2 separate regions of the Homo sapiens genome follow, and region 2 is linked to region 1. Evidence: chromatin contacts called from ENCODE Hi-C or POLR2A ChIA-PET data. All regions are on one chromosome and are shown on one strand. Each heading gives the region's core, a stretch centred on a gene start or an enhancer-like site at or near the end of the contact. The rest is flanking DNA. Distances are from core to core; before and after follow the strand shown.

The links. A loop is a pair of places that touch in the nucleus more often than their neighbours do. ChIA-PET counts read pairs that join two places held with the same protein, here RNA polymerase II (POLR2A). Pooled maps may share reads with other maps.
Region 2: a loop to region 1 is called in a map of Caco-2, with 5 times the contacts of the local background. The contact joins the promoter of NEBL-AS1 here to the enhancer-like site in region 1. A Hi-C loop is called at or near these places in 7 of 168 maps with a recorded cell type or tissue (Caco-2, Calu3, K562 and 4 more) and 2 of 50 pooled maps. POLR2A ChIA-PET finds 5 or more read pairs at or near these places in 6 of 52 experiments (A549, Caco-2, MCF 10A and 3 more).

Annotation. Positions count from the first base shown.
Region 1 is chr10:21,094,256-21,099,818 of GRCh38, reverse strand. It overlaps a transcript of NEBL not described here. Among named protein-coding and RNA genes, the nearest start is that of NEBL-AS1, 77 kb to the left of the region's middle. RefSeq lists an enhancer at 1,925-2,219. Within about 2 kb of position 2,183, at least 4 of the 41 ENCODE cell types and tissues checked have a DNase peak (open chromatin) inside an H3K27ac peak, as active enhancers do; they include PC-3 and PC-9, where a contact is called at or near this core.
Region 2 is chr10:21,169,420-21,175,403 of GRCh38, reverse strand. NEBL-AS1 (NEBL antisense RNA 1) reads right to left here and starts at 1,414. Exons shown (of 2, transcript NR_046283.1): 1 at 1,297-1,414; 2 at 481-922. It also overlaps a transcript of NEBL not described here. RefSeq lists an enhancer at 945-1,835.

The DNA.
Region 1 (5,563 bases), core at 934-3,433:
GAGGAGTGTGCAACAGTGAACACTTGCAACTGATCTGCAACATTCAAGGTGATTTTAATGTTGGAAATACCCTCATTTCCTGGCTCACAGTCTTTCTCCCTCCTTCCATCCTTTCATGGAGATAAAATGGAAGAACATGTGCTGGCCACTCATATGAGATATTTCAAATCTGAGAGATTACAATCTTTCATATCAAATGCAGTTACGGCCCTTTGTAGAGCAGTTTTCTGAAGTGAATCAGATGAGTTTTTCAGAGCTAAAGGAAGTCAAGATGAAATAAATAAAAGCAGAGAGGAAATTGAAAGGGGTGGTGGTTGGGGGAACATATGTTTTCAGATGATATTTTAAAATAGATGGAGAGCTGATGAGACAGAGATACTGAAAACCGACTCCAGATGGCAGGAATAGCAATGGCAAGCTGGTGTGAAGGGACAGAACACAGGCTGGCACCAGACAGGGGAGGACGCGAAAGGAGAGGAGGGAAGCAAGCTGAGCAAAGCAGCCATGTCGGTGGGTGGGCTACTCAGTGTGTGAGGTTATAGAAGAAGAAATGGGAATCATTGAATTCATACCCGTCACTTTTAGTTTAATAATTTACTCAGTAGGTTCATGTCATTTTAAAAAATGATATGTCTATGAAAAAGGTATATATGCTTCACTCTGTTTTGATTTTATTTTTATTTTTAGAGACAGGGTCTTTCTCTGTTACCCAGGCTGGAGTGCAGTGGCACGATCATGGCTCACTGAAGCCGTGAGCTCCTGGGCTCATGCCATCCTACCGCCTTAGCCTTCCGAGTAGATAGGACCGCAGGTGTGTGCCACCATGTCCAGCTATTTTTTTTTTGGTGGGTGTGGTTTCTTGCTGTGATGCCCAGGCTGGTCTCGAACTCCTGGGCTCAAGTGATGTTTCTGGTTCCACCTTACAAATTGTTGGGATTATGAGATTACAGGTGTGAGCCGCCATGCCTGGCTAGATTTATCTCACTTTGATTTCTTTGCTAAACCTGTGGCTACAGGCAAAACAACTGTTCAAGTGAGAGGCCATGGGGGAAAGCTGGCCAGAGGAGGACTTCCTTAATTTTTTTTGTTTTCTATATACATTCAGCTTATGATGATACATATGTATATAGGAGTGTATTTATGCGCTCCTGTAACAATCTTGTAGGACACCAAATGAACTGAGTTTATCTTCATGGATTGATTGGGAAGGGAGGAATTTTTAAGAGAGGGAATTGAGAAACAAGAAATTATTCCAGGTCTAGCAGTAAGATGTCCAGAATGGCTTCTCATTACTAAGGGAGGTAGAACAAGTCACCCCTATTTCTGTGTGAAAAGATGCAGTTTTATTTGCATAATAATTATTAAATACCATTGGGTTTCCTGAGTCTGCATTTGGTACCATATTTCAATTCAATGAGCATTTATTGATGACCTGCTGTGTGATAGGAAGAGTTGTAGGGCTGCAAAGAGGAAAGAGTCATAGTTTGATCTTTGTCTTTTGTGTGGATGCGTGAAAATGTCTCCTTTCATTTCTGCACTCTCTGTGTGACAGTGTGTGTGAATGTGTACAAGTGTGTGTACGTATGTGTGCACGTGTGAGTGAGAATGTGTGTGTATGTGAATGAGTGTGTGTGTGTGTTGCTATCCTCCTACATGAAAGGGCCCTGCAGCTTTAGCCCTATTGCTGTTATAAATTCATATCCACTCACATTTTTGCCTCTTTTCAGTAGACCCATTGTTACTGATTTCATCCTTTTGCAACATTTAGATAATTGTTGTTATCAGCACTTAGCTACCAGGGTTACAGAAAACATCAAGATTCAAAAGGAGATTATTACGAATGTTCATTTCACGTAGGGTCACAAATTACAGCAGTAACACTTGTCTAGACCATTAAACAAGGAAAAAAATTGGTATACAGAAGGTGACTGCCCTTGTGCTACTAGAGTCTTTCTCATGGAGCTGTGACTATTACATCCATAAAAAAGTCCAATGTCTTCATTTATTGGGCGGTTCCTGTCGTGTTTCAGGGGAATGACAATCATTTCAGTTGTGGTGATTGAAGTCGTTGCTTTGGGTAGCTTGCATTCCAGTTTCATCAGAAATTGACCGAGACTTATCTTTTCTGTTTACACTTCTCTTGGACTTCTTTCATTTGTTCTTGTAGCTTGCCATGGAAACCTGTTTGTAAATCTTTTGTGGGTAATGATGTAACCAGAATAGTACAGGCAGAGCCCAGGGCCTGGCAATATACAAAATGACTCATTTAAGCCATGCTGAAATGGAGGTCAGCCTATTGCTATAGAAAACAGAAAGGACACACCATTGTATTGAGCTCATTTTATTTATGTATTTTTTTGGGGACAGAGTCTCACTCTGTTGCCCAGCCTGGAGTGCAATGGTGTGATCTCGGCTCACTGCAACCTCCACCTCCCGGGTTCAAGTGATTCTCCTGCCTCAGCCTCCTGAGTTGCTGAGATTACAGGCGCCCGCCACCATACCTGGCTAATTTTTGTATTTTTAGTACAGACAGGGTTTCACAATGTTGGTCAGGCTGGTCTCGAACCCCTGACCTTGTGATCTGCCCCACCCCCCCCCCGGACCTCCCAAAGTGCTGGGATTACAGGCGTGAGCCACCGCACCTGGCCGGATATTGAGCTCATTTTATTTGCAAAGAGGCAATGAATAATTATTATAAATTTTATTTGGAAACAATAAAGTATTAGGAGAGTGGAGGTGAAAATTTCCAAAGTAGTGGTATCTGGGAAGGTAAAACTCCTACAAGTGTATTTAAATAAAATATAAGCCAGGAAATATTACCTTTTTTTTTTAAGGATGCCTTGGAGATTTTTGATTGAGCCTTTTTGTAATAGAGAAGGGTAGAGGAATTTGTGGGGAGCTCAGATGAAATAGCTGGGTCTAGAGTGATGCAAAAAGGAGAGATAAGTTAATGAAAGAAAGACCAATGTGATGAAACTAGCCAAAATCTATGTTAAAAAGATATACACTCAGGCCGGGCCTGATGGCTCATACCTGTAATCCTGTCGCAGCTGAGGGAGGAGGATTGCTTGAGACCAGGAGTATGAGACTAGCTTGGGCAACATAGTGAGACTTCACCTCTATAAAAAATTGTAAAAATTAGCCAGACATGGTGGTGAGCATCTGTGGTCCCAGCTACTGGGAAAACTGAGGCAGGAGGGTTGCATGAGCCCAGGAGCTTGAGGCTTTAGTGAACTATGATCAGGTCACTGCTCTCCAGCATGGGTGACAGACTGAGACCCTGTCTCAAAACACACACACACACACACACACACACACACACACACACACTCAAAACCAAGTTGCTCTAAAGCCCGTGTAAACATTCTGTTTTTTTTCTTTAAATAAACTCTTTAATAAAAGGGCTTTTAAACAACTTCTTCAGGCTAATCTAAGATACTAGCCTCAACAGTATTTTTGAGAAGCGAGTTTTATATGCAAATTGTATTATGGTTTATATTCCATGTATATCCAACAAGGGGAATTAGCTGACTGAGGATGAGAATAGGGAAAGGCAGGGAATCAAAGGACAGTGGGAAGAGAGAGGGAAGGACGAGGATCCTAGAACTCAGTGGTATTGAAGTCCACAGTAGTGTTTGTTTCTTTCCATGTATGCTTTTTCCACTCCAAGTCACAATATTAACAACAGGATTATTTTGACATATTACATTTCTCTTTAGGGGAAAATAAATGGACATGCTTATGGGATCTATTTAATCCTATTTAAAGCCTAAAGCACAGCATCACTATTGTGTGTAATGTTACATTTCGAATGTTAGAGCCAGAGGATAATCTGGTCTAACTTTTTCATTTTACTGACTAGGAAGCTGCAACCTACCAAGGTTAAATGACTTATCCAGTCTAGTTAGGGGATTTGTAGAGCTCAGAACCCAGGTTTTCTTACATTCTAGTTCCGTCATCTTTTGAACAGTACTAAGAGGACTCATGGATGAGGGAGGCATGAGAGAGATAACCCCAAGTCTTCCTTGTCATTTTCTCAAAAAGCTGAAGGGAATATATTACATCTCATTGCATCAAGATGAAGCTAACCAGTGACTAGGAGACAGATGCCACTGAGATGTCCCTTTCTCTCTGAGCACCAAGTGCCCCAAATTCAGATTTAAGATGAATTGATTTCAAAAACCTTCAAGATTTAATAGAAAATTGCCATTCTTGTTTGGACTCTACTTACATTAAAATCACATCCTAAATAATCCGATTAGCTTCAAAATCCTTAAGCTTAACAGTTTAAATAGCAGTTTAGTGATTTGGTTTTAAAAGGTACAGTTATGCTAATAGCACCGTTTAACACCCTTAACTCAGCATTTCCCAAAAGTTTAGTGATTTAGAATTTTAAAATTCTACATCGAAGGGAATCTGTAGTTGGTCCTGGCCATCTTTCCTTGTCAACGGTCATCACTCTGACCATGTTCGTCTTATCTTTTATCTGCTTTTCTTAGGCTAGAATTTCCCTGGTTCCATCACTACCTGGGCCAAATGTCTTTACCTTTTACCACTCCCTAGATAACTCCCTGTTGGATGGAACTTTTGTGAGGGTCAGCTTTCAGGGCAGGGGTTCTGAAATCTTAGTGGACTTATGAACAGTCTAGAGAGCTGATTCATGGGCCCCACCTCTAGATTCTGATATGGTTGGTTGGTCTGAGATGAGGCCTTGGAATGTGAATTGGAAACAAACCTTTCTATCTAAGTGAGTTCTCAATGGGATGCAGGTGGTTCCCAGATCATAATGCTTAGTGGTGTCAGATTTTGAATACACTACTATGGATATAGGCACACCTACACTTTGGATCCCTTCACCTAATTATAGGGAGCGTTTTCTGTGTTCTGTCTGTTGGCCCAAGGATTTTCTTCACCATCACCTGGGAAACTATGACGAGAGGGTTCTAGTCTCTCCTACGATACTGCCATTCTTCCAATTGCTGAATCTGGTTCGGTGAAATTAATTTTACAATGTGAGACTTAGAAGCAAAGAGGTGACCTTGCTTTGTCATCTGATGTTAACAGGAGTCTGTAATATTCATGCCACCACCCAAGAGTCCCATTTACAAAGGAGCAGACTTCTGGTCTTCTTTAGCCTTTTTTGTTTCTTCCAACAAAAATCCAGGCTGGAGTGGATTAGGGCAATCTCAGCTCACTGAAACCTCTGCCTCCCAGGCTCAAGTGATTCCCTTGCTTCAGCCTCCGAGTAGCTGGGATTACAGGCACTCCACCACCACATCTGGCTAATTTTTTTTTTTTTTTTTTTTTTTTTTTTTTTTTGAGACGGAGTCTCGCTGTCTCCCAGGCTGGAGTGCAGTGGCACAATCTCGGCTCACTGCAAGCTCCGCCTCTGTGGTTCACGCCATTCTCCTGCCTCAGCCTCCCAAGTAGCTGGGACTACAGGCGCCTGCCACTGCACCCGGCTAATTTTTTATATTTTTAGTAGAGACGGGGTTTCACCGTATTAGCCAGGATGGTCTCGATCTCCTGACCTCGTGATCCGCCCACCTCGGCCTCCCAAAGT
Region 2 (5,984 bases), core at 165-2,664, 76 kb before region 1:
TATAACCAATTTATAATAATCCTAGCTGACTCTTCCGTGGAGCTTCCCTTGAGCCAGGCCGATTGAAGCAGTTCGGAACTGCTGACTCATTTAATCCTCACAGCAGGAGAGTAGAAGCTGTTCGGTAGCTGCGTCCTTATTCCCATTTTGTAGATTAAAGAATTGAGGCATAGAGCGACTAAGAATTTGCAGAAGGTCACATCATTAGATGGCGGGGTCAGGCTTTGAACCCAGGCTGTGTTCGATTCATTTTGCTGCCTCTCATCAAGTGAGTCCAATAACCTGACATCTTATTAAAAGGAAGAAACGATTCCTGTTCCCTTTGGTTTCATCCTACCCTGAGCCTTCTACTTGATTTTCTGGCTCTTCTGGTTTGGACTACGAGTTTGTAATTGCTTTCCTTAATGCAGGTGAAGAACTTTTCCCAGATCTTTGCGGTGTTGAATTGCAAAACAATACAACGTATACATCCACGCACACTTAAAACAAAACGAGCCATATTCATTTATTAATCAAGAGAGGCTCGACTCGGGCCTAAAATGACCAGTCGCTCTGCAAGGACAGGTATTAAAAAGCGCGGGGTCTGGGAGCCGGTGAGAGAAGGCTCTTTCTCATCCAGGATCCGAGGACTTCCCGCGGACACGAGGGAGAAGCGTCCTCTCGGAAGAGGCCCGTGGGAGCGGGCGCGGTGCAACCCTCGGCCCCTCTGGGACGCAGGTCTCCGGGTTCCCCGCGGATCTCCCGGCCCTTGGGCCTGGGTGCGTCGCTGCGCGCAGCAGAGACGGCCTCCGCCCTGGGGCTGGGTGCCGCTGTCCCGGGTTTCACTGGCTGGAGGAGGAGGGAGGGCGCACCCTGGCCCCGCACTCCCCGCGACATTTGGGTGCCAGGGACGTCAGTCAGCCTGGGATGAGGGTGCCCCCGGCTGGGGAAGAGAAGAGGGAGGGAAGGGAGTACGCGGGTTTGAGCACTCTCCCCACCGGTGTTTGTCACCTCCCCCGCCTGGATCCCTCCCTCCCCAGCCGCCGCCCACCTGGGCTCCCCGGCCTGCAGCGGCGGTGGCGCGAGGCTCACTCCCCAGGCCGCACAGTCGCACCCACGGCGGTCTGCGGAGCTTTCCGGGTCTCTGCCCGCCCCCTCCCCCGCTGCGCCCTCCCTCCCAGGGTGCCCGACGTGCACGTTCCCTGCCACTTCGGTCCGGGCGCGCCGGTGGGTTTGGCCTGCGCGGCGGCGGCGGCGAGGCGGGGGAGCGAGTGAGCGCGAGGGGCGGGCGCGAGTGACTGTGTGAGTCACCCGTACCTGGAGTGCGAGCGACGCAGAGCCAGCGGCGCGGAGCCGGAGCCGGAGCCGAGACCCAGCGCCTGCGAGCCCGAGAGCGCGGCCGGCCCCAGGCGCCAGGCCCCGTCGCCCTCCCCGTGCACTCACCCGTGGCCCGGCGCCGACTCCCTACCCGGCGCCCGCCGCCCGCAGCCCTCCCGCCTGCCAGGAGGCGGTGCGGGGCTCGCCGGGGGATGTCACAGCGGCTCCTGGGAGCCAGCAGCCGCCGCCGCCGCCGCCCCCGGGAACCGCGATCATGAACCCCCAGTGCGCCCGTTGCGGAAAAGTCGTGTATCCCACCGAGAAAGTCAACTGCCTGGATAAGGTGAGCGAGGGGGCGCCGGGCCAGCCTGGACCTGCCGGGCGAGGGGCTGCACCTGCTTCGAGAAGTTTTGGCACCTGGGATGGAAAGCAATGAGTGGGTCGGTGCGTGTGCGTGTGCCTTGGCACGGGGGGAGGGCGCGCGAACGAAGACGCCAGCGGGAGTGTCAGAGACCACGCTTGGCGATTGTGATGTTGGAACCGGGAAGGGCTTTTGTCGCGGTGCGGGGCGGTGCGACATCGGCAGAGCCTCTGCGGAGGGCGCACGGCGGTGCGCAGCCCCGGACCCCGGAGGGACCAGGCTGGGCACCCAGGGGGGCACTTCGGCGAGCCGCGCCCCCTCCACCTCCACTCGTGTTCCACAATACCCCCGCCCCCCGCCCCACAGATCCGCCCGCGATCCCACCTCACCGCCCACCCGCAGCGCCTCCTGTGACCGCGGCGAGGGGGAGAGGCAAATAGTAATTAATATGTCATGGGGCGGCCGCTGCCGCATTGCTAAGAATAATCCCTGCTGGAGAGCTCCGGCTCAGCGCGGCAAGCCGGACCCACGGGTGTCTAATCCACCGGGTGGGGAATTCCAGGGGAAGTAGTTCTGTAGCCGGGCCCCTCCAGCCCTGCCCCCTGCCCTTCCCGGGCAGGGACGGAGATGAACAGCCCGGGAGAGAGACACCCAGGAGCGATCCGGAGTGACTGACAGTTGAAACCAGCCAGGGGCGTTCTGGGGAAATTTGCGTCTGAAGATACAAATGCTTCCTTAGAACAAGCTGCCATCCTGACAGTCATCCCGGGCAGAGTCCGAGGTCCAGCATTTTAGTGGAAGCTGGTCAGGTGTAGGGGTACTTACATAGCTCTCGTGCAGCCCCCTCAGCTTGCCTGACTTCGGGTGAACACATATTTATTGAGATCCTACAAACCCTGCATTTAGACACTTTGAACTGGATTCCTTTTGGTTTCGAAGCCACTCTCTGGGCCCCGTTTCTTCATTAACCGAGCTCAGAAATCGTTTCTGGCTGCTCAAAGAAGTGCTGTTTCGACAGAACCTTGACAGTTCGTCCATGGTGCGTCTGTGTATTGCGGTGGGTTTTCCTTTAAGACTCCATTTTCAGAGCTGCCTGCTTTATTTACTTAGCTGAAAGTAGGTAAACACATCCCCAGTTCCCTACACTCTTTTTGTTGTAATATTTTCAGCTACAGGGACTGTGATGCACTAAAAAGCCTTCCTTCTGTGCCCATCCTGGTGAGAACTGGCATTGTACTGTATTTTTAAATGTTTTTTTTTTTTTTCCAGTATTGGCATAAAGGATGTTTCCATTGTGAGGTCTGCAAGATGGCACTCAACATGAACAACTACAAAGGCTATGAAAAGAAGCCCTATTGTAATGCGTAAGTATTGTCAACACGCTGTCCAGGTGTGGCACAGCCTCAGAGCTTGAGAGCCAGTGGACCTGCCTGTTTTGAAGAACTGACTCACTGTGTCACCCAGGTGTGGCAGGGGCCAGTTACCTGTTTATATCACAGACTCTGGGGCCATGTACTTTGTTGACGATCACTGCTTTTTATACCTTTCTAATGTGTTGGGTAACGTCTATGCATCTTCAATCAGGTTAGTTTTTGAGGTTCGCAGTGTTACAGCCTTAGGGACACTTATTAGAAGCTGCTGAACTTCCCCACTGAGAACGTGTGGGCTCTGAAGTGCATGTCAGGTAGATTTCCATTTTAATCCTGTGTCAATTTCCATTTTAATCATAGGATGTTGCCATACTGCAATTTCATACCTGAACCTAGTTGCTATGGAAAGGAGTCTTGCTCATTTGGTCTTAGCTGAGACCACTGCAGAGATTCTGGGCTTAAACAGGAAATCAAAGAATGGTTTGGAGAATGGAACCAAAGACATGGGTATTCCTGGCTGGTTAGTAGTAGGTCGTTTGTAGTAGACCGACTGAAGTAGACCGGGTACTTCCGACTGGTTAGTGCTGTAGTAGGTGGGGATTAAAAAAGGTAAGCCTTCTTTGGAAGGCTTTTGTGTAGGCATGCTGCTAGCCTAGAATAGCAATTAGCTAGCATTTATATCGCGCTCACCGTGTGTCAAGCTCTGTTCTAAGCACTTTATGCATACTGATCATTTAATCTTTACAACGACCCTACGAGTTAGGGGACACTATTATTACCCCCATGTGGCGGGTAATGAAATTGCGGCCTTGAGAGGATCAGGCTCAGGAGGGGGCTCAGATCACTCCTGGAGGCTACTGGTGGTTTGATTTGGCTAGTGTTTCCAAATGTCTACCTTGCTGCCCAGGGGCATATGTTTCTCCACTCCTGTGAACATCCCCCTACCCCAGACTGCTTTCAACTGTAAGCTCTTGGCCCTGATGGTTAAGTTTTCTCTTTCTTTTCCTTTCTTTCTTTTTTTTTTTTCTTTTTTTTTTTTTTGAGACAGAAGTTTGCTCCTGTTGCCCAGGCTGTAGTGCAATGGCATGATCTTGGCTCACTGCAACCACCACCTCCCAGGTTCAAGCGATTCTTCTGCCTCAGCCTCCCGAGTAGTTGGGATTACAAGCATGCGCCACCATGCTCAGTTAATTTTGTATTTTTAGTAGAGACGGGGTTTCTCCATGTTGGTCAGGCTGGCCTCGAACTCTGGACCTCAGGTGATCTGCCCCGCTCGGCCTCCCAAGGTGCTGGAATTACCGGCGTGAGCCACCGCACCTGGCCTGATGTTTGAGTTTTCTCACCAGTTCCCCTGTGTGGTTGGCATAGTCTGGAGGCAGCAAAGGGGCCTTTGGACCCCTGGCCTTTTGGCTGGAATGTTGCCAGAGATTCATCCTCCCTACAGTTTTTGAAGTAGGTTCATCATTCAGGTCTCCTAGAGATGGAGGGCCCTTGGTTAATTCATGCTTCATTACATACTGACAGTATGTTATCATAGACAGTATATTTTTGGTAAGCAAATGGAATCACTCATACCTCTCTGGCAAATAACTTAAAAAAAATTTTATCTGGTGAAGACTGTTTAATATGTGTTTTTCCTTACTCCTTAGTGCTTACAGGTAGACCAGAAACTTTTCAAGAAATCAGAAAATGGGGGCATTGAACAGAATTCAGGACTTTCTTGGAGAGGGGAAGTCCACAGATATTCCCCAAACTTTCTGATGTCTTCGATCCTCCTACACCGTGCTTCCTATTGGAATAGCGTGAAGCAAAAATGAGGTTTCAGTATCATGATTTCCTGCTTCCCTTCCAGAGAGCCATAAATGACTGGTTAAAGATCAAAGGCAGGCGTAAGGAGAAGGGAAAGGGCCCCAAGCACCCATAAACGGGATAATTGTTCTTTGGTTAAAGGAAAGTGAACCATTCTTCCTGTAACTGTTTCAGTGGGCAGCCTGTTTCCATCAGGCTTTATGGACCACATCAGGATTCAGGATTCTTTACAGGGCAGGGCCAGGAATTTAACCCCAGTGATAACAATGCCTTTGGGTGGCCCTGGTAGGCCTGAAGGGATTGGGAGGGAAGGAGGAAAGAGACAGAAAGAAAATGGGGAGAGAATAGCAATTACAACAATGAGAGAGAATTGGATAAGGGAGAAAAAGAAATGATCAAAAATAAAAGGACAGAAAAAGGTTCTACTGAAGTAGAGTCATTGACTGCATTGGGATACTTGAAAATTATTTAGTGCTTATTGCTTAGTTCGAGTTCAATCTGATTTAAAAAGTTTATGAGATTCTGGATGAGTTGGGAAGAGCTATTTTGCACTTTGACTTGATAGTGATGAGTGCCCAGAAACGTTGAGATGTGGGCCCCAAAAGGAAATGATTCTACTTATGAAAAAGAAACATCCCGTTGTTTTGTTTCATAGGTCTTAACCTTATTTTTAATACTCTCAACATACCTGTATAGAATGTTTATAGATTTTTCTCTCTAAAATTTCTCATATGATTCCAGTACATTATTTTTAGTTTTAAGTTGAATTCTGAGGGTAGCACCCTAGGATTTTTGCCTCATTTTGAACCTGGAAGTCTACTTGATTGAGCAGATAAATAGGGGGAAATAGGAATTCATCCTTAGTGAATGAATGTGTAGACAGCTGATATTTAAAATTTAGCTTTAGGTTCATGTCATATGCTAACTCTAGAAAATGGAGCCTGGCAAAGTTTTGGATTCTGTCTGCTAAGAGGGTTCTGGGCTCAAAGGTCCCTGCTGTCAGTCTGTAGTCTGAAAAGGATACGTGTTGCCATGTAAACTGGCTGGGCAGTATGGATTGCCCTCTGGGGATCCTGACTCATTGGCTCTAATTCACGTGGTGCATGTCAATCAGCTGCTCCCTGTGGTTGTGGCCAGAGGGCCGCCAT